Regions from separate parts of the Homo sapiens genome. Here region 1 is linked to region 2. Evidence: read pairs that join two places in POLR2A ChIA-PET (ENCODE). Cell type or tissue: CD4-positive, alpha-beta T cell. All regions are shown on one strand. Each heading gives the region's core, and the rest is flanking DNA. Links, peaks and the distances in the headings are about the cores only. Region 1 holds the start of LOC124904306 (a long non-coding RNA gene). Region 2 overlaps STARD6 (StAR related lipid transfer domain containing 6).

The links. ChIA-PET counts read pairs that join two places held together with the same protein. Peaks named below come from ENCODE experiments on the same cell type or tissue, not always from the same donor. Only the 100,000 strongest peaks of a DNase experiment are listed, where the experiment ranks them.
Region 1: POLR2A ChIA-PET joins it to region 2 with 12 read pairs; 2 of 35 experiments call an interaction of 5 or more read pairs at or near these places.

Annotation. Positions count from the first base shown.
Region 1 is chr18:54,242,352-54,252,466 of GRCh38, reverse strand. LOC124904306 (a long non-coding RNA gene) reads left to right here and starts at 3,756. Exons shown (of 2, transcript XR_007066378.1): 1 at 3,756-3,837; 2 at 4,653-5,347. RefSeq lists a silencer at 1,239-1,308 and enhancers at 4,214-5,100, 5,101-5,986. In CD4-positive, alpha-beta T cell, for the core only: no CTCF peak of the experiment used is centred there; a DNase peak (open chromatin) is centred at 5,186; H3K27ac peaks cover 615 bases.
Region 2 is chr18:54,322,878-54,332,992 of GRCh38, reverse strand. STARD6 (StAR related lipid transfer domain containing 6) reads left to right here. Exons shown (of 8, transcript NM_139171.2): 6 at 1,134-1,251; 7 at 3,553-3,646; 8 at 8,118-8,501. The coding sequence ends at 8,301. Among named protein-coding and RNA genes, the nearest start is that of STARD6, 30 kb to the left of the region's middle. In CD4-positive, alpha-beta T cell, for the core only: no CTCF peak of the experiment used is centred there; no DNase peak of the experiment used is centred there.

The DNA.
Region 1 (10,115 bases), core at 977-8,976, 81 kb after region 2:
ATTTATAATTTATAATGGTTATTGGTTTTAATGGCTATTACTTCTACCATAGAGATTGGCAACCATTTTCTATAAGGGCCAGATAATAAACGTCTAGGCCTTCTGGGCATAAGGTCTCTGATGTTTATCACAACTATTCTACTCTGCTGTTGTAAGTGAAAGCAGCCATAGAGACAAAATGTAAACAAATGGGTGTGTTTCATCAAGGTATTCTTTTTTTTCTAACCATTTAAACAATTTAAAAACCACTCTTAGCTCAGAGTTTCTACAGGAGCCAATGGCTGGGGGATTTGGCCCTTGGGTCTGATATACCACAGTTTCCCCCCAAACAACTGAAGCCTGTGAACTCATGCTTGAAATCAGCCTTAAAGGTCATCTAGTTCACTGGCTTTGGGAGGAAAAAAAATGTTTTGAAACAATGGGAACTTCAAAAAAAAAGTAAGTAAAAAAAAAAAAAAAAAAGGAATGCTTCTCCGGTTAAACGGGGACAGGGATGGAAGGCACGCCTGGCATACTTCCTGCTTTGCTGTTTTGGGCCCAAAATACTTTTCCAGAATCCACAGAAGAGTTTTTAAATCACTGATCTAGTCCAAAACCAATTTTTCCAAGAATAGTCCAAGACTGCATAGCTACTTAGAGGACAAATGTGAACCAGAATTCAAGTCCACTGATCTGTGTATGAAATACTACATGAAATCATGAAATTCTTCTCAGCTCTATTAAAAGTCTTGTAACATTGCTGAATGGCTTAATGGCTGTGCTCCTATCACTGCTTTTTTCTTTTACATTTGATTTTGAAATGATTCAGACCTACAGAAAAATTTTAAGAATAATGGAAAGAACTATCATGTATCCTTTACCCAGATTTATCACTCTTTAACATTTTGAGACACACACACAACACACACACACACAAACACAATTATTTTTTCTTAACTATTTCAGAATACATTTTGCACATCATGTCCTTTATTCCTTGGTATTTCAGTGTGTGCTTCTTGTGTCCTATCACTTTTTAAAGCTGTAATTCTGTAGGCACAAACTTTGTTTTTACTGCGATCTAACCATCAAGTTTATATCCTCTCCTAGTCTTACTTTTATCCAACGTGATACATGATATGTTTCTCATATGCTATTGCTTTTCAAATGTTTTTATGCCATTAGTTTTCTCATTAATTTTCACCTAGCTATGTAATGAGGGTTTCCCAGTTTTTCCTCTTTCCTCATAGCTTTGCTTCTCCAAACACCTCTGTACATTTTCGGTACATTTCCGGTAAGGGGGGAGTCATAACTGAATCATAACTGTGCTCCACACTGTAGCCTCAAACCTAACCCTCAGAGCTCAGCTGTTATTTTCCAAACCATTGTAATTACCCTCCTATTCATATTACAATAAAGCACTGGTTATTTTATTACTTTTATTTCTATTATTAACTTTGAGTTTAAGTGTAGTGTAGTTTCAGTAGTTAAAGGAAGTATCACTTCCTTTAGAAGTAATTCATGCATATAACTAATGATTCCAAGCAGTTATACTTCCTGTTGTGTGTGTTTTTGTGGCCTATGTAGAAATTTGCTGGAATCAGAGGATCTGAGTTTATGTTCCAGTCCTGCTATTTACCAGATAGGTAATTTTTGTTTTTTTTTTTTGAGGCGGAGTCTTGCTCTGTCACCCAGGCTGGAGTGCAGTGGAGCAATCTCTGCTCACTGCAACCTCTGGCTCCCAGATTCAAGGGATTGTCCTGCCTTAGCCTCCTGAGTAGCTGGGACTACAGGTGTGTGCCATCATGCCCAGCTAATTTTGTATTTTTAGTAGAGACGGGGTTTCACCGTGTTAGCCAGGATGGTCTCAATCTCCTGACCTCATGATCTGCCCACCTTGGCCTCCCAAAGGGCTGGGATTACAGGCGTGAGCCACTGCTCCAGTCCCCAGATAGGTAATTTTTACCAATCACCTTGAATTAGTCCATTTTCACACTGCTGATAAAGACATATCTGAGACTGGACAATTTACAAAAGAAAGGGAGATTTAAGGGACTTATAGTTCCATGTGGCTGGGGGGGCCTCATAATCATGGCAGAAGGTGAAAAGAATGTCTCACACGGCAGCAGGCAAGAGAAGAGAGCTTGTGCAGGGAAACTCCCCATTTTAAAACCATCAGATCTCATGAGACTTATTCACTATCACAAGAACAGTACGCAAAAGACCTGCCGCATGATTCAATTACCTCCCACCAGGTCCCTCCTGCAACACGTGGGAATTCAAGATGAGATTTGGGTGGGGACACAGCCAAATCATATCACACCTAATCTCCCGTAACCTTAGTTACCACATCTAAAATGATACCCAACCTATCTATCCTCTAAACTTCTGCCTTATCTATTTCAGGAATTCTTGTGAGGAAAAAATAATAAAGTAAATGTGAAAGGGCTTTATAAGAAATGCCAAAATATTTAGAAACAGTAGATATCCAAGTATGCAGAATGTGGAAGGGATCATAGAGATTATCCAATTGAACTGGGTAATTATTTTACAGATAAGGAAACTAAAAACCAGAAAGAACTCACTCACAATTCTAACTCTTGGGCAGAATCAGGTTTTCTGGTTCCTAGACCAGTACTTTCTAACTTCAGCAAACTGTCTTCCTAGGCAGAGTCCACTTCTTGGTGGCTCAAGTTTATCCTCTCCATATCATGGTTTGATATTGTAAAGAACACAAACACAAGAGCCAACTATTTTTTTAAGCACCCACTGTAGAGAGTTTAAATAAATATAAAATTTAGAAAAAGCTAGATTATTTAAAGAAAATACACAAGAATTGTAGGTGGCTTCGAATTATATTTAACATTATTTGAAATATGCCAGGACATTATTTGAAATATGCCAGGACATTATTCTTGTCCACTGAAGTGCAGGTTTTATAAAAGTGTCAACAACCAGGATCTATATTGAGCTTGTACAGATTAACCTTTAGTTCAAGGTCAGTAAGTGGCCAATAAAAGCTGCCAATAATATTATCTTTTTTCAATTGACTTCATTATAAGATGTTAAAATAGTATAACAGGTTAATAGCAGAATAGTCATGCCTGAAACCCATTTCAGTATTGATCTGAAAATTTAGACTTGCAATTATTGAAGAGGATGCTGTCATAACTAGTAGATGAAATAGGCAACAAATTAATTTGTCTATAGTGTTAGGTGTTGGAAGAATATTCTCTTTGACATTGGGTTGAATCTACTCTTTAGTGCATTCAAACAGATCTCATTGATTGAATATAAGTAGGTTAAAAGATTGGCAAGACTTGAAGTCCACAAATCTGAAAAGGTTTTTGAACTGTTCTGATAGCAAAAGTCTTTTACTGTATGCCCTATTTAATTCAAACCTTTTATTCACTTGAATTATATAAGGAGATATTAGTAGACTTCAATCAGAGAAAAGACTGCAGTTTACAGAGTTCAAGGCAGTTGTCTTAAGATGATAGAATTGAAAAGGCCTCCAAAATGTCTGTCAGATATAGAACCTTCATAATCTCAAACACCAGATTAACCCTACTGTCAGGGAAGGTTTGAATGGCCAGATCCAGGATTTTATAGATACTTTTATAGGTAATAAATTTATGATAACACTAAAAATTATCGAATTCTCAGATGGCCTCGTGTGAGTTTGTACCTCTAGCTGGCTAACTAATCATAACATTTTTTTTTTTTTTTTTCCGTGACAGAATCTAACTCTGCCACCCAGGCTAGAGTGCAGTGATGTGACTTTGGCTCACTGCAATCTCCACCTCCTGGATTCAAGCCATTCTCCTGCCTCAGCCTCCCAAGTAGCTGGGACTACAGGTGGGTGCCACCATGCCTGGCAAATTTTTGTATTTTTTAATAGAGACGGGGTTTTGCCATGTTGGCCAGGCTGGGCTCCAACCCCTGACCTCAGGTGATCCACCCATCTCGGCCTCTCAAAATGCTGGGATTACAGGTGTGAGCCACTGTACCCGGCCAGTCATGAAATTTTAAACTTTAGAAGGATAAAGTCAGTTTTGAGGTTTTTACTGATCTGTTTTTAAATATCTGGAGAAAATTTCAGGAACGAATCAATATAATTTATAATGTTGATATAATTTATAATTTTATAATGTCAAAGACAGTATTGTTCCAACACCCATGGGTATTTTGGATGTGCCTCCAGCTTATGATTTTCAATCAGAACATTTAAATTATTTTATTTTTATATTTAATGATTCCCTTACCCCCCCCCACGCACAAATCTAAAAGGAACATGTTCATCAATTATAGAGGTTATGTTCCTGAACGGGACTGTGGTTGGCAAAACTATTATTGCTAAGATCATGATCACAAAGAATATACAGTTTTAAGGGGAAAATGTATGCCATAAAAATATTATATGCATTTTTAACTCAGTAAATTAAAGGAGACGTCGTCTGCTTTTGAAACAAACCAGATTTGCTGGCATCCATACCTGCTCTGGTATTTTCCCTGAGTCACCTTTATCAATTCTTCAAGGAAAAATTTCTGAGCTTCTCAGGTTAGCATCATGTTATCAGACTATAGCTCTATTTAATGCTTTTGAATCAGCCCTTTCTGCCTTGAAATTTACTGTTTCTTTGACTTATGCTTTCCTCTGTTTCCTGTCTCAGCAAATGCCTGTGTAACACCCAGGCTTTTTACAAGGTATCTAAATACTTAAGTATTGAACGAGACAGGAGGGAGTCTGATCTTGAAGACATCTGCAAAGAAGGTGGGACAACAAACAGAGTTCTTCATTAACTGCGTTTCCGCTGAGCTGAGCAAGTCGGCCACGAAGGGAACAGAACAGCCATGTGTTTACATAAGTCAATCACAGCGTTTTATTTTTGTTGTTGTTTTTTAATCTCAAAGCCATAGTTAAAATCCCCTCCAGATTCTACTAACTCAGAAATAGACCCAAGAAGGTAAAAAATGTTTTGATTCTCAACTTTATTAGCAGTAAAAGTGGTTATGGAGGGGAAAAAGAAGTTTTATCCTGAGGTCCCCTTCCTACATCTCTCATAGCTCTACCCATGGTGAATTGGAAATGAAGAGCCCCATGTGAACAGCAAACCTGATTCTTCCACTTAGTGGCAGGGTGAGAAGCTGCTTCTGAGAGAACAAAGGCCTGTCGGGGCCTGCAGGAGGCCGAACACACCTGCCAGCTTACTGATGAGAACCTGAAGCAGAGTCAGCCCACAATGCCTCGGGGGAGGAAACCCAGAAAGGATTCTAAAGGCTGGGCCACAGCACCATTAACCCCACAATAGCCTTACGATTGTCAGACTCTCCTCCTTTCACTAATTAAATAAACATCTGTTCTTGCCTTGGGGAAGAACAAAGATGGGGGGTGGGGCTGTGGAGAGACAGAGAGAGAGAGAGAGAGAGTGTGTGTGTGTGTGTGTGTGTGTAAATACAGCGTCTCTGAAAGAGGAGAACAGAACTCTTCATTATTCAAATGGTAAAGACCAAAAGGGTTTAAAAACTATCCCCTCTTTAGGTTGATTTTTTGTAGAGACAGGGTTTTGCCCTGTGGGCCAGGCTGGTCTTGAACTCCTGGGCTCGAGAGATCTGCCCACCTTGGGGCCTCCCAAGGTGCTGGGATTCCACACCCGGCCCTGAAAAGACGCTTAACATTACTAGTCATCAGGGAAATGTAACTTAAAATCACAATGAGATGCCAATACACACACCCACTGAAAGGCTAAACTTTTTTTTTTTTTTTTTGAGACAGAGTCTCCCTCTGTCGCCCAGGCTGGAGGCTGGAGTGCAGTGGCATGATCTTGGCTCACTGCAACCTCTGCCTCCTGGGTTCAGGTGATTCTCCTGCCTCAGGAAAGTCTCAACTCTTTTAAAAAAAAAAAAAAAAAAACTGACTCTACCACATGAAGATGAGGATATGGGGCAACTAGAACACTTAGACACTGTTGGTGGGAATGCAAAATGGTGCAGTGACTGTGGAAAGTTGTTGGTAGTTTCTTTAAAAGTTCAATATACATCTATTATGTGTCATTCCTCTTCTAGGTATTTATCCAAAAGAAATGAAAACATATGCTTGTATAAAGATTGCAAATATTCATTGCAGGCTTTTTAGCAATAGTCAAAAACAATCCAAATGTCCATCAATATATGAATAGATATATTGTGGTACAACCATGTAGTTAAATACTACTCAACAATAAAAAGGAACAGAGTATTGATGTTCACTGTTTACCACAACATGGATAAATCTTAAAATAAGTTGCTGAATGAAGGCTGGCATTGTGGCTTATGCCTGTAATCCCAGTACTTTGGGAGGCTGAAGTGGGAGGATTGCTTGAGTCCAGGATTTAGAGTTGGAGACCAGCCTCGGCAACATAGTGAGACTCTATCTGTACAGAAAAAATTAGCCAGTCATGGTGGTACTCACCTGCAGTCCCAGCTACTACTCAGGCGGCTGAGGTGGGACGATCACTTGATCCTGGGAGGTCAAGGCTTCAGTGAGTTGTGATTGCACCACTGCACTCCAGCCCGGGTGAAAGAGCAAGACCCTATCTCAAAAAAAAAAAAAAAAAGAAAGAAAAGAAAGAAAGAAAAAAAGTAGCTGAATGAAAAAAGTCAGGCCAAAAAAAAAAAAAAAAGTACGTACTGTATAATGCCATTTATGTAGAAGTCTGGAACATGCTAATTAATCGATGGTTACAGAAGGCTCAGTGGCTCTCTGGAGAAGGGGTTGGAGGCAGGGAAGCATTGCCAAGGGGCAAAGGAAACTTGAGGCTTATGAAAACGTTTGTTACCTTGACTATGGTATGTATATATGTTAAGACTGATCAAACTGTACTCTTTAAATGTGTTTGGTTTGGTGTACTTCAATTATACCTCAATAAAATCGAAAACAACAACAACAAAATACATTGAAAAAGCTAGCACTTCAGGATCTTTCAATTTAGGTCCTTTCCTGGCCCCATTGCAGAGGAGGAATCTTTGTCACTTATACCAAGGAATCTACTTTGTTTTCTCTGTTTGGAAAATTGTATCATGAACATCTTGAAGCCTACAGTTGACTAAAACTATAGCTGACAGTCAAGACTAGACCTTGTCTGATAAAATGCATATAGTCAGCTCTTGGTGGTAGGAGAGTTATTTATTCAGATGTATGGCTTAATCAGCCACACAAGATGGGTTATCATGTGTCACTGTAGGAGAATATGAATGTGATCCTAAGTGGGTTCAAAAAACCTGTAGGTTAAAGAGGTGACGTCAGCAGTCCTGTTATCAGACTAGGTAGATATGGTCAAATTATAAAATAGCGCTGTAATCGAAGGAGGAATTGAATGTAATTATTACTTGATGAGACTCCTGAATTTCTTAGATTCATTTACCAGCTACAGGTCCAGGCTTCCCAATACACTACTATCATTGCTCAAATTGTTTTGTGGCTTTCAAATGTTTTTCAGGCAACAGACCCTTTAGTCAAGCAAAATTTCCAAAATCTCACTCAAAACACCCACCTCAGGCCGGGCGCGGTGGCTCACACCTGTAATCCCAGCACTTTGGGAGTCCGAGGTGGGCTGATCATGAGGTCAGGAGATCGAGGCCATCCTGGCTAACACAGTGAAACCCCATCTCTACTAAAAATACAAAAAAAAAAAAAAATTAGCTGGGCGTGGTAGTGGGTGCCTGTAGTCCCAGCTACTCGGGAGGCTGAGGCAGGAGAATGGCGTGAACCCGGGAGGCAGAGGTGGCAGTGAGCCAAGATCGCGCCACTGCACTCCAGCTTGGGCGACAGAGCAAGACTCCATCTAAAAACAAAAACAAAAACAAAAAAAAACACACACACACACCTCAATCACCACCCCGCTGTGCATAACAGAATAATTTTATGACTATGTATTTACTTTGTAATCCTTAATAAAAATAATGTAACTAGAGAATAATGGCCACACGATTTCCCAAGGAGAGTTTGTGGATGACCGTTGGTGATGTATCAGCATCAGCATTCATTTCTATATCTTGTCTGTGTGAAATTCCAGATTCACACAAACAAGAAGTTCCAAATGGTGGTGGTTGTTTCTCTTTTTTTTTTCTTTTTTTTCACCAGTGCCAGTTGAAAACTGAGTATACTCTTCAATTAAACTGATTCAGAAGCTTGAGAGGATGACAACAAATATTTGCCTCTAAATTGAATTACTAAGGATATCTAACAATTGATTTCATTCCTTATAAAAAATTTCGGGGAAGAAACACAAAAATTTAAAATAAATGTCAAACTGATCTAATGTGAAAACATCACAATTCAATATGCTGTACATTTACTTGTTACTGATAATTCACAATGGTACCCACATGTTCTAAGAGTGTTTTTAGTTGTACAATTTTATGTGTTCAGACATGCAAAAACCTAAATTAAAATTGACGAGAAAAAACAAAAAGCTAAGTCAGAACAGTCAATAACCATTAAAGCAATACAAAAACTTTGGCCAGGCTCGGTGGCTCACACCTGTAATCCCCAGCACTTTGGGAGGCTGAGGCGGGTGGATCACCCGAGGTCAGGAGTTCAAGACCAGCCTGGCCAACATGGCAAGACCCTGTCTCTACTAAAAATACAAAAATTAGCTGGGCATGGTGGCGGGCGCCTGTAATCCCAGCTACTCAGGAGGCTGAGGCAGGGGAATCGCTTGAACCAGGGAGGCGGAGGTTGCGGTGAGCCGAGATCGCGCCATTGCACTCCAGCCTGGGCAACAAGAATGAAACTCCGCCTCAAAAAAACAAAACAAAACAAAACAAAAAAAACCAAACACTTTAAATATATTAATCCAGATGGTAGAAAAGTTGTGGTGGTCAGAATCGTACGTGTGACCCTGAAAAGCTATAGATTTTGTATACTCCCCTCCCCTTTGAGTGTGAGCAGAACCTTTAAATAACTTTCAACGAATAGAATATGGCAAAAGTGGTGGGCTATCACTCCTGTGATTACATTATGTCAGCTGGCAAAGGTAAAGAAATTTTGCAGATGTAATTAAGGTCCCCAGTTAGTTGGCTTTATGTTAATCAAAGGGAAATTATCCTTAGTGGGCCTGATTTAACCAGATGACCCCTTTCAACAAAGGGTATCCAGATGGAAGTCAGAGGCTCTCCTGCAGGTCTTGAAGAAACAAACCATCAAGAATTCTATAGCTAGCTGGCCGGATGTAGTGGCTCACATCTGTAATCCCAGAACATTTGGAGGCTGAGGCAGGAGGATTGCTTGAGTGCAGGAATTTGAGACCAGCCTGGGCAACATAGTGAGACTCTGTCTCTACAAAAAATACAGAAATTAGCTGGATGTGGTGGCTGTGCCTGTAGTCCCAGCTCCTCGGGAGGCTGAGGCAGAAGGATCTCCTGTGCCGGGGAGGTTGTGGCTGCAGTATGCTGTGATAGTGCTATTGTACTCCAGCCCCAGTAACAGAGTGAGATCCTGGCTCAAAAAAGGGGGTTCGGTAGCTGCAAGGAATGAACTGTGCTAACCACCACATGTGCTTGGAAGAGGAGTCTGAGCCTCAGATGAGACTGTAGCCCTTGTCAATACCTTCAATACACCCAAGAGCATAATATTCAGAAATGAGACTGATGGCAATGGCAGGCCGTCCAGAGCGGCTGCTACCATCATGCTGGTTGCAGCAGGGAGGCACGAGCAGTGGCAGCAGCGGTGGCTGTGGGAGCAGCAGTAGTGGCGGTGGGTGCTCTGTGCCCCGCATTTCCGACGCAGCCAAATGTGCCACCCCTACCTCGCACAGCTGGGCAGGACCTGCTCCCAGGTCTGGAGCCTCCACCGTGACCTCAACCTCACTGCCCGCTGCATCCCAGGAGCCCACGAGCACCCAGCTGAGGGCGCAGCCGGGACTCACAGGGCCAGCCCTGGAAGCACTGGGTTCATTTGTGTGGGGATGGCCGGGGCCAACGCACTGCGGGGAAAACGTGAAGAGAAGGCACCGCCAGGGCTGCACGGGGTTCCACTGAGCCTGCTGGAGCCGGGGACAAGTGGAAGCTGCGCCGCTTCTGAGTTGGTGGGGCAGGAGCTCCCCAGGTGCGCCTGCAGCCGCTCAAGCCTTCTGTGACCTGAGCACCCCTGTTCT
Region 2 (10,115 bases), core at 636-8,635:
ATTTTCCCTTTTTGTAAAGATTTGTAGTATTCATCTCCAGGAGTATGTTTTATTTACTTATTTATTTTTATAATTATTATTCTTTTTAGAGATAGGGTCTCACTCTCTTGCCCAGGCTAGAGTGCAGTGTTGTGATCAAAGCTCACTCTAGCCTCAAACTCTTGGGCTCAAGTGATCATCCTACTTCAGCCTCCCAAGTAGCTGGAATTACAGGCATGTGCCACCATGCCTGGTCAAGGATGTGTCTTAACTGCCTCCTCTTCAACCTACTGGTGAGGGAGAGATTCCCACTCTAGGGTTATGGGGATGGCCAAACACATAATACCCACCAATGGACAAGTGAGGTAGACTGAAGTTTATTAATCATTAATCACAGACCAAGGAGGGAGAACAAACTATGCCACACAGGGCAACATGGGAACAGGGTGAACACCTAGGGGCTGTGGGAGGTAGCCTTTGTGTCAACAGGGTAGGGTGAGCCCCAGTTCCTGTAGAAGAATGTGATTGACTTGTTTGAATGATTCCATGGGCCACCAGGGAACTGAAACCGCTCAACAGGGATAAATAGTAACTGTGCTGGTCCTGTTGAGAAGGAGGGTTGTTTGGCTAGGGGATCTTATCTGCAGGAATGAAGAGGGAAAGGAATGTGCAGTTAGGCCATTCAAGACCCTCCTGGTTTCACCCTATGCTGGTTTTACCAGCATACAACATTGGTCTTTAATGTTAGACCTTACACCACAGGGTGCTAAATCAATGTATTTTTCAGAATATATTACTTAGCCTATGTGGAGTAGTAGAAATAGTACTGTATGGGGAATCAGGAAACCTGGGTTCTATTTCTGTACTTATCTCTAGATGTGAATGTGATTTAATCTGTTAGGCTTCAATTTCTCCATCTAAAAATTGAAAGAGTAGATGATATCAAGATTGCTTCTTGAATTTTCTACACTCGTAGATTTAATGCTCCTTTAACACTCAAAATCCAAGCTGATTTGGTGACGAGATCTTAAAATTTCAAAGCCCTGCTTTTTCCAAATAGAGGCCAATCATATGCAATAAAATTTGGGGGGGAAACAATACAAAGAATAGATATTAAGTAACGTTTGTTATCTTTACGGTTTGATTTGTTGCAGGACACATTCATATGTCATACCATTACACAAAGTTTTGCCGTGGGCTCCATTTCCCCTCGAGACTTTATCGACTTAGTGTACATCAAGCGCTACGAAGGAAATATGAACATTATCAGTTGTAAGTTGAAACATTTTGCCCATATCTTGGAATTACTGCGAGCCATTAATAAATGTTTTCCCTTTATTCACAGCTTCAAAGAAATTATATTTTAATTATTTCCTTTTTAAATTTACTTAGTGGGATCAACAATTAGACGTATCATGTAGATATGCCTAGTGACACTCTGAAGGTGCCATTTATATAATGGTCAATATTTGCAACATCTCTTAGACTTTTGCAGCATATATCCTGTAGCACTGAGTATAGATAGATACTTGTAGCCTAAAACTTTGGGTATACATTTTTTAAATCCTAAGAAACAAAATTAATTGTCAGATATAATTTTATATTTGAATTGCTTATAATGCACATATCCAGTAACTGATAAAACTGTTAAAGAAATTTCCACTAGATGGCTCTTTACATAAATGTGCTTTTATTTCTTTTAGAAACTGCCGGTTTTGATGTATCCCTATCCCCACTCCCAAATATGTCATTCTGTAAAATGCAAATGTGTAATCATTTTCTAACTTGCATTATTGATGAGAACATACCATTTCATACCATACAGATCTATGGACTCAGATAACTTAAGATAACTCATGGTGAAGGAACTTGGGTATCACAGTGGCATAGAGCCCGTTTTTCTCTATAATTTGAATTAATTTCACCATTTCTACTTGGCACCAGGGACAACTACGTTTCGTTAATTATTATTTCCCAACAAGATTTCAGTTCCTCCGAGATATCTTTAGTACTCTACATTTCAGAGTTCAGACTAAGTCATAGCACTCATTCAAACCCAGTTAGCTCTTTCTGCAGCATACCACTAAGGGCTGATGTTCATAATGTTCATATATGTTTCGTTGTCTCATTTTTGAAATGAGGGCACATATAATGTATTCACTGCCTACAACATAAAATAGTTTGTCTGAACAGATCATAGATCTGTTATTTTCCACATTTTGAAAGCAGACCATTTCTATATAATTATTAGTGATCAGAGGGAAGCTAAAAAAAGAAGTAGAGGTTAAAATCAACAACTAGAGGTAATCAACCACGTGGTGCACAAATCACTACTCAATTTGCTTTTAAAAGTTTCCATTGAATGAATTTTCAATCAGTACTCATAGTTTTCTTAACATTTCTTTTTTTTTATCCTGCCCTGCACCTTGCTTTAAGCTAAATATTTTGCTTGCATTATCTCACTAGTGAGGAAACTGAAGTTCATGGAAATTAAGCAGTTAAGAAAGTAAGTTACATAGCTAATAAGTAGGTAACCCAGAATTAAAACTCAGATCTTTCTGATTTTCCAAAATAAGTGCTAACTACCACACCATATGCTTCATAAAAGACCCATACCTGTTTGTAGACTACAACAGATTTTTTTAAAGAAGACAAGCATAATTTCCATATTTCAAACAGGGAAAAAATCTTTTATAATAAGATCACTCTGGCAGTACTATTATAGGCTCTGTTAAGATAATGATATAAGTCATAAAAATGGAAAATTCATTCAACAACTCTAGTCTCCTTAGTGTTTTACATTGTATTTCCCATGGAATTGATTTGCTTTATGTTAAAATCATATCAGAAAATCCATCTTCTCTGACAAGAGCAGGATTCAGTTGCACAGAATAAACAAATATATCTTTTAAAATAGTTTTAGAAGAGTATATATATTATCATAAATGAAATCATAAACCACCCCCCTCTGCATTCACATAGAATACAGACACTAGGTTGCATAATTCTAAAATAAACTCTATTGATTTTTAGTTAGAGTTTGAAGTTAGCTACAGGGAATTGCAGAAGGAAGCATTTTAAAGTACCTTTACTGACAGACCATCTAACTACTTTGAATATTTTATTTAAAAAAAAAAACATGATTAACACAAAAATCTATGAACCCAGGACCCTAGCAGAATAGTATTCACCCAAAGCCAGTTAACAGTTTTCACTCAAACCCAGTGAGATTTAAGTTAGTTATCAGCATTAACTATTTTCTGAGATTTGAGCTATCTTTTGCTTCAAATCTCAGAAAATAGTTCAATGATACTTTTAACCATTTTTCTTGTATACAGAAGTTGACAGCATCTTTAGAAATAACTAGCAGGAAAAAGTTCAAGAGGACAATAGTGTTGATACTGGTATTTTCTCAATTTTGGCTTCACATGTGCAAATACACATTCACATATATAAAACTAATGTTAATGCTATTAACTAACTTAAATGCTATATGTTTCTAAAAATATGCTGCTGGAAATAGTTTTTCCTCTTTGTGAATAGGTTTCATTTTAATTTTTTAAAATCTCTTAGCTAAAAGTGTGGATTTTCCAGAATATCCTCCATCTTCAAATTATATCCGCGGTTATAACCATCCTTGTGGCTTTGTATGTTCACCAATGGAAGAGTAAGTGTTGTTTGCACTTATTTATTTTAACAGGTTTTTTTAGTTCAACTTGTGATTTAGTTTAAGATTGCTGGCTCATCAGTAGAAATATGTAGCAGCATATTCTGTTGCGGGAAAAAAACTTCCCCTAAATATGATTTTTAAAATAACTTCTTATAATCGTTTTCATTTTAAGTATAATCAGAATGGATACTTCCCTATAAAGTATGATCTGAGGTTTCTGAGAACAGTCAAACACACACAAACATTTCCCAGCAGTTAAGCTTCCTTGATGTTTTCTATTTCTCCATTAGAGTCATTTCTGTAAATTATTAAGGAACTTTTGTGAATTAAAAATAAACTTTCCTAGAATTATAGCACACTTAACATTTATCAGTAATGAATGTTTTACTTTGAATGAATTCTTCCCAATGGACTACCTACTAAGAGCAGATACCTGCAAAATGAGATCCAGTAGGTACATTCAGATAAAAAGAAAAGCCGAAGAAATCAGAGATGAGTCACTGCCTAAAGGTGGCCTTGGGATAAAATGGCAGCATAAAATATACTTATTTTGTAAAAGCATATACTCAAATTCAATGTATATCATTTCACAAGTTCCTTAAATTTTAATGTTTGCTAAATGATTTTTTATTAAGTAAAAGATATTGGCACGTGATAACAGATGTATTGGTCAGATATAAATGTCTCAGTACAAAAAAAAAAATGTATGTGAAGGAAGCCCAAATGAAATTAAATTTTGGACCTGTATTCCTTAACATTTCCTCTACTGAACTGGAAAACTAAAAAACCTCACAATTATTCATGTTAATGTATACGATTGTTGATGCAGATAATAATAATAACAATGTATGGTCTTTCTACCCATTTGTCAATTTTGAATCTATGGCCAAGACTTTATTCTCCATAGCAGGAGAAAACAAAACAAATGAAGGGTAATTACTCCAATTCAGCAAGGTAAATCAACTGCTGGCATGGACTAGAGTTGGAAAATTACACAGCTTAAAGTGTGCTTCACAGGCCAAGTCCCCTTCTTGCACCTTGTCAATGTAGAAGTGCACTCCAGTAAATATTAGAAAGGCTTTCTCATGTGTGTAAAGCCATTGTAAACACAAATAAAGATTTAAGACCATACAAACTACTAGTAAGGACAGTAGTTCCCCCATTTATCCATGGAGATACGTTCCATGACCCCAAGTAAATGCCTAAACCCATGGATAGTACCAAACCCTATGTATACACCATGGTTTTTTTAATCTCATAATCAAGAGGGCTACTAAGTGACTAACGGGTGGGTGGCCTATACAGCCTGAATACACTGGTAAAGGGATGATTTCACATCCTGGGTGGGACAGAGCAGGACGGTGTAAGATTTCATCACATTACTCAGAACAATGTACAATTAAAAGCTTATGAATTTTTCTTATTTCTGGAACAGGTTGACCTTGGATAAATGAAACTGCAGAAAGTGAAACAGAGTATAAGAGGGAACTACTCTGTTCTCGGTGTAGCCATTTGAGGCACTGTAAAAATAGTATAAACCCTGCATAGAGAAAAGTATAAGAAAATGGACGCTCACACTATTTGTTGGAAGGGTAGTCTCCCTTGAAAATTTTATAAAACTATATTCTCTCTTGCACATTTTTAAGTTGACATTAAAATTTTTCATAGGGATTACATTGATGAAAAGTAAATTACGTTGATGAAAAGTACAATTCCCAGCATGCGCTAAACATTGACATTTTTTAAAAAGCGGTTATACCATCCTTATAAACGTATCCAGTAGATTATAAATACCATAACTTGAAACCCACCATTAAATTATTCATTTCAAAATAAATACAACTTTTAACAGTCAGAAACTTTACATCATTCCTTTCCTCCTTGAACTCACATTTTTATTTTTCCCTCATATAATTTTATTCTAATAGAATATATTTTATGCTTTGAATTTTTTCGTAGTCATCCTAATTCTCTGTAAAAATGACATGTGTTTAAAGTTTTAAAATGTGTTTTATTTCCTATAACCATACTATCTAACAATTAAAAATATATATATGCCTTCTGGATTAAGTTGTTATCATTATATATTGATCAAAATTAAAAATGTTTGTATACAAATATTAAACATAATGCAAACTGTTATTAGAAACACATATTTTATTATTAGCAAAACTGAAATAGCACTTACTATGTGCTAGGCACTATTATAAACAATTTGTATATATTGACTCATTTGATCTTCAAAGTAACCCCATAAAGTAGGTAGTGTGACTATGCCCAATGGGCAGGAAAGAAAGTGGAAGCCCAAAGAGATTAACTATCTGAAGGTTACATATAGGTAATAGCAAAGCTCAGTTTCAAATCAAGGCAGACTAGTTCCTGAGTCCACGCTTTTAACCATTACACTCATTTCATTTAACTGTGGGTGTATATTACTGAAAAATAAGACAGCATTCAATATCAAGTCTACTACTGCTTTCATTTTAAGAAAATCAAAGAAAATTTATTAACATAAATGTGTTGAAATGGAGAGAGTATAATTCCAGCACTGTCATTCAATTAATTTTTGATTTAATAATAAATAAAAATAAAATTTGAGAATTATATAAAAATATTTTTTATTTTATTTTTATATAAAAAATTTATGAATTATATACCATAAATTATGTAGTAACCTATCATCAAAAAATGTTTATCATTAAAAAAAGACCTGGCCAAGCACAGTGGCTCACACCTGTAATCCCAGCACTTTGGGAGGCTGAGGCGGGTGGATCACCTGAGGTCAGGAGTTCGAGATCAGCCTGGCCAACATGGTGAAACCCCATCTCTACCAAAAATACAAAAATTAGCCAGGCATGGTGGCACAGGCCTGTAGTCCCAGCTACTCGGGAGGCTGAAGCAGGAGAATCGTTTGAACCCGGGAGGCGGGGCTTGCAGTGATCCCAGATCACTCCACGGCACTCCAGCCTGGGTGACAGAGTGAGACCCCGTCTCAAAAGAAAAAAAAAAAAAAAAAAGACCTGTCAGCTGACAACTCAATTAGATCCTTAAGTTTTACTGAAAAAAAAAAATGGCATGACTTGGAAAAGAATTTTTTCTCAACTAGCCACTAATCAGATTTTCCCTTTAGCATCTCAAAGATTTTTATATACCAAGGTAAAGCACCATAGTACCACTTAGTGTGGATAACAGGTATGCCTTTGTTGCATAAAGCAAGAGAAGGGCGATTTTGAACAGGCTGATAGGAAAGAAAAAGCCCACATCTCCAACAGAGACATATTTACAGATCTGATTACGGAAAAAATGCATATGGAAGTTAGAGATTGGAAAATTTATTCTCTTAAAAGTATTCACCCTTTCTGACCCCAGTGTGAAGATCAATGGGCTAGAATATAAAATACCACTTAGAGTGCAGTTTGGAATTAATGTGTCAAAAACCTTAATGCACAAACCTTTGACCTAGAAATTATAAGTATTTATAAAAGTGTAAATGGGGCTGGGTGAGGTGGGTCACACCTGTAATCCCAGCATTTTGGGAGGCCGAAGTGGGAGGATCGCTTGAGGCAAGGAGCTTGAGACTGGCCTTGGCAACATAATGAGACCCTGTCTCTTTAAAAAAATTTTAAAATCTAGCCAGGCATGATTGGGCACACCTGTAATCGCAGCCACTCAGAAGACTGAGGCTGGAGAATCGCTTAAATTCAGGAGTTCGAGGCTGCAGTGAACTAGAATCACGTCACTGCACTCCAGCCTGGGCAACAGAGTAAGACCCTGTCTCAAAAAAAAAAAGCATAAATGGATACATTACAAAGATATTTTATTGCAGCTTTACTTACAGTAGCCAAAAGTGAGAAACAACCTAAATGATAGTCAATAAAAGGACTGTTAAATAGAAAATGAAATACTGTCTGTAGCCATGAAAAACAGTTAAGTAGATTGTATGTACAGACACAGAAGGAAGTTCATAGTGTCCTATTAAGATAAAAATAAAACTAGTTGCAGAAAAATATCTCCATTAAAAAATAAAACTATATTTATATATGTGGGGAACATATTCATTTATGTACAAATGTATGCTGTTTTTGTGTATATATATAGAGAGAGAGAAAGATAGTCACGCGAAAATATAACAATTAAAACTGTAAACAGTGATTATCTCTGGGAAACAGGATAAGGGAAATGAGGGAGGGAAAATTTTCTTTAATTATGAAAAATTTATATTGTTTAAATTTTCATAATAAGCATACATTACTGTTAGAATTTTTTAAAGTCAATAAAATGACAAAAAGGAAATGGTGCCTAAAACTCAAGATTTTAAGAAATATTCTAGCCACTTAATATTTTTAAGTACAATTTTTAAGTATGTCAACGGTGAATAAGATAAGAATCCTGCTCTCCAAAAACCTGTAAAGTCAGTAGTTAAATCTAAAAATTTCTTATCTTTTTTTAACTCTTCTTTTGCTTACAGAAACCCAGCATATTCCAAACTAGTGATGTTTGTCCAGACAGAAATGAGAGGAAAATTGTCCCCATCAATAATTGAAAAAACCATGCCTTCCAACTTAGTAAACTTCATCCTCAATGCAAAAGATGGAATAAAGGCACACAGAACTCCATCAAGACGTGGATTTCATCATAATAGTCATTCATGATACCAAAAGAAGAAATGAGGCCGTTCTGCTATAAAATCATGTGTAGTAGTTATTGCTGTTTACTTCTAAGTCAACGCACATAAATAATACTGTTAAACTATTCTAGACAGTATTCTTGTACACATGGCTGAAGATAGTTCATAAAAATAAGAACTCATAGTTGTACAAGAATATGGCATTAAATACCGTTTTTAATCTCACGTAAGAATGATGTTAAATAAGTGTTATTAGTATATTTTTATCTTTTGCTTTTGTCCCTGTAAAATCCTCTGTATAAGGACCAATAAGAAAGCAGATACAGTCAGAGGTCAGCATTAACTAAAAGTTAAAATACATTTTAAATTGTTTTTCTTTCACTTACTGCTTAAACTGACAATTGTAGGAAACATGAACATAAAAATTGAAAAGAATTCCACTAAAATGTATGACCAATGACATTTAGAATTTTAAATGCAATGAGTCATCAAACAATTTCTGGTGTGGCCAAGATGCAATAGCCCATTCCTCCCAAGTCTTTCCTCTTAAAACTTAAAGACCCTGCACATAACACAATAAACAAGCATAGGAAAACTCAAGCATAGGTGGAAAGAATGCAGCAAGCTATCTATGGACGTCGGGACTTAAGGAATGACATTCAGTGAGTTCTCTGGGTTTCCTTATTGCCTCCCACATATCCCAGGTGGGAAAGAAACACACACACATGCACACACACACACACACACACACAACTGCATGCATGAAAAGCCTTCTCCTCCTAGTCATAGGACCAGGTGCCTAACAGAACAAAACACTTTTTTATAATGCCTACCCTACACCAGCCAAGCATCAACCTACAAACCACCCCCATGGTTTCAGTGTGGCAGAGCAAGGAGACACTTTTCTATCCTACCCACCCCTGTCCCACAGAAGCAGATGGTGGTGCCCTGACACACCCCTATCCCATGGTGTCTACAAAGCTGAGCAGGGAGCTAATCTCCCATCTTCTACCTGGCAGATGCAGACAGCACTGATTGCCCTTCCAGGTGATGTAGACTGACCAAGCAGGGAGCTGATTTCTATCTTCCACTCAGCAGAAGCAGGAGGTAACATAGGCAGTATGAGTGAAGTCCAGAGACAAAGACAGCTTCCACCTCCAGCTGGCAGCAATGAGACTTAACCAATGTCTTAGTCCATTTTCTGGGGCTATAACAATACCACAGGTTGTATAAATTATAAAGAAAAGAAGTTTATTTAGTTCACAATTCTGGAGACTGAGAAGTCCAAGAGTGTGGTACCGACACCTGGTGAGGGCCTTCTTGCTACATCATAACATGGTGGAGGGTATCACATGACACGAGGGTAACAGCAAGAGAGAGCTCACTTTTATAACAAAGCCACTTCTGTGATAATAACATTAATCCATTCATAAAAGCAGAGGGACATTCAACCCATAGCAGCTAGGTAGTGCAAAGAAAGGCTAGTGACCAGGGAGCTTCACTACCCTCTCCCACCCCTACTCTTACCCCTGGAGTCATCAAGGCCCAGCAGGATGCTAAGCCTCCATCCCCACCCTGCATCAGGGTGTAGTGGGAACAGTGACCCACCAAAAAAATGTCCATGTCACATCCCTGGAACTTGTGAATCTGACCTAATTTGGAAAAAGAGTCTTTGCAAAGATAATTAAAGACCTCAAGATGAGATCACCCTGGATTATCCTGGTGGCCCTAAATCCAAAAACAAATGTCCTTATAAGAGATACATAGAGGATAGAGACACGTAGAAGAGGAGAAAGCCATGTGAAGACAGAGGTAGAGACTGGAGTTTTACAGCCACAG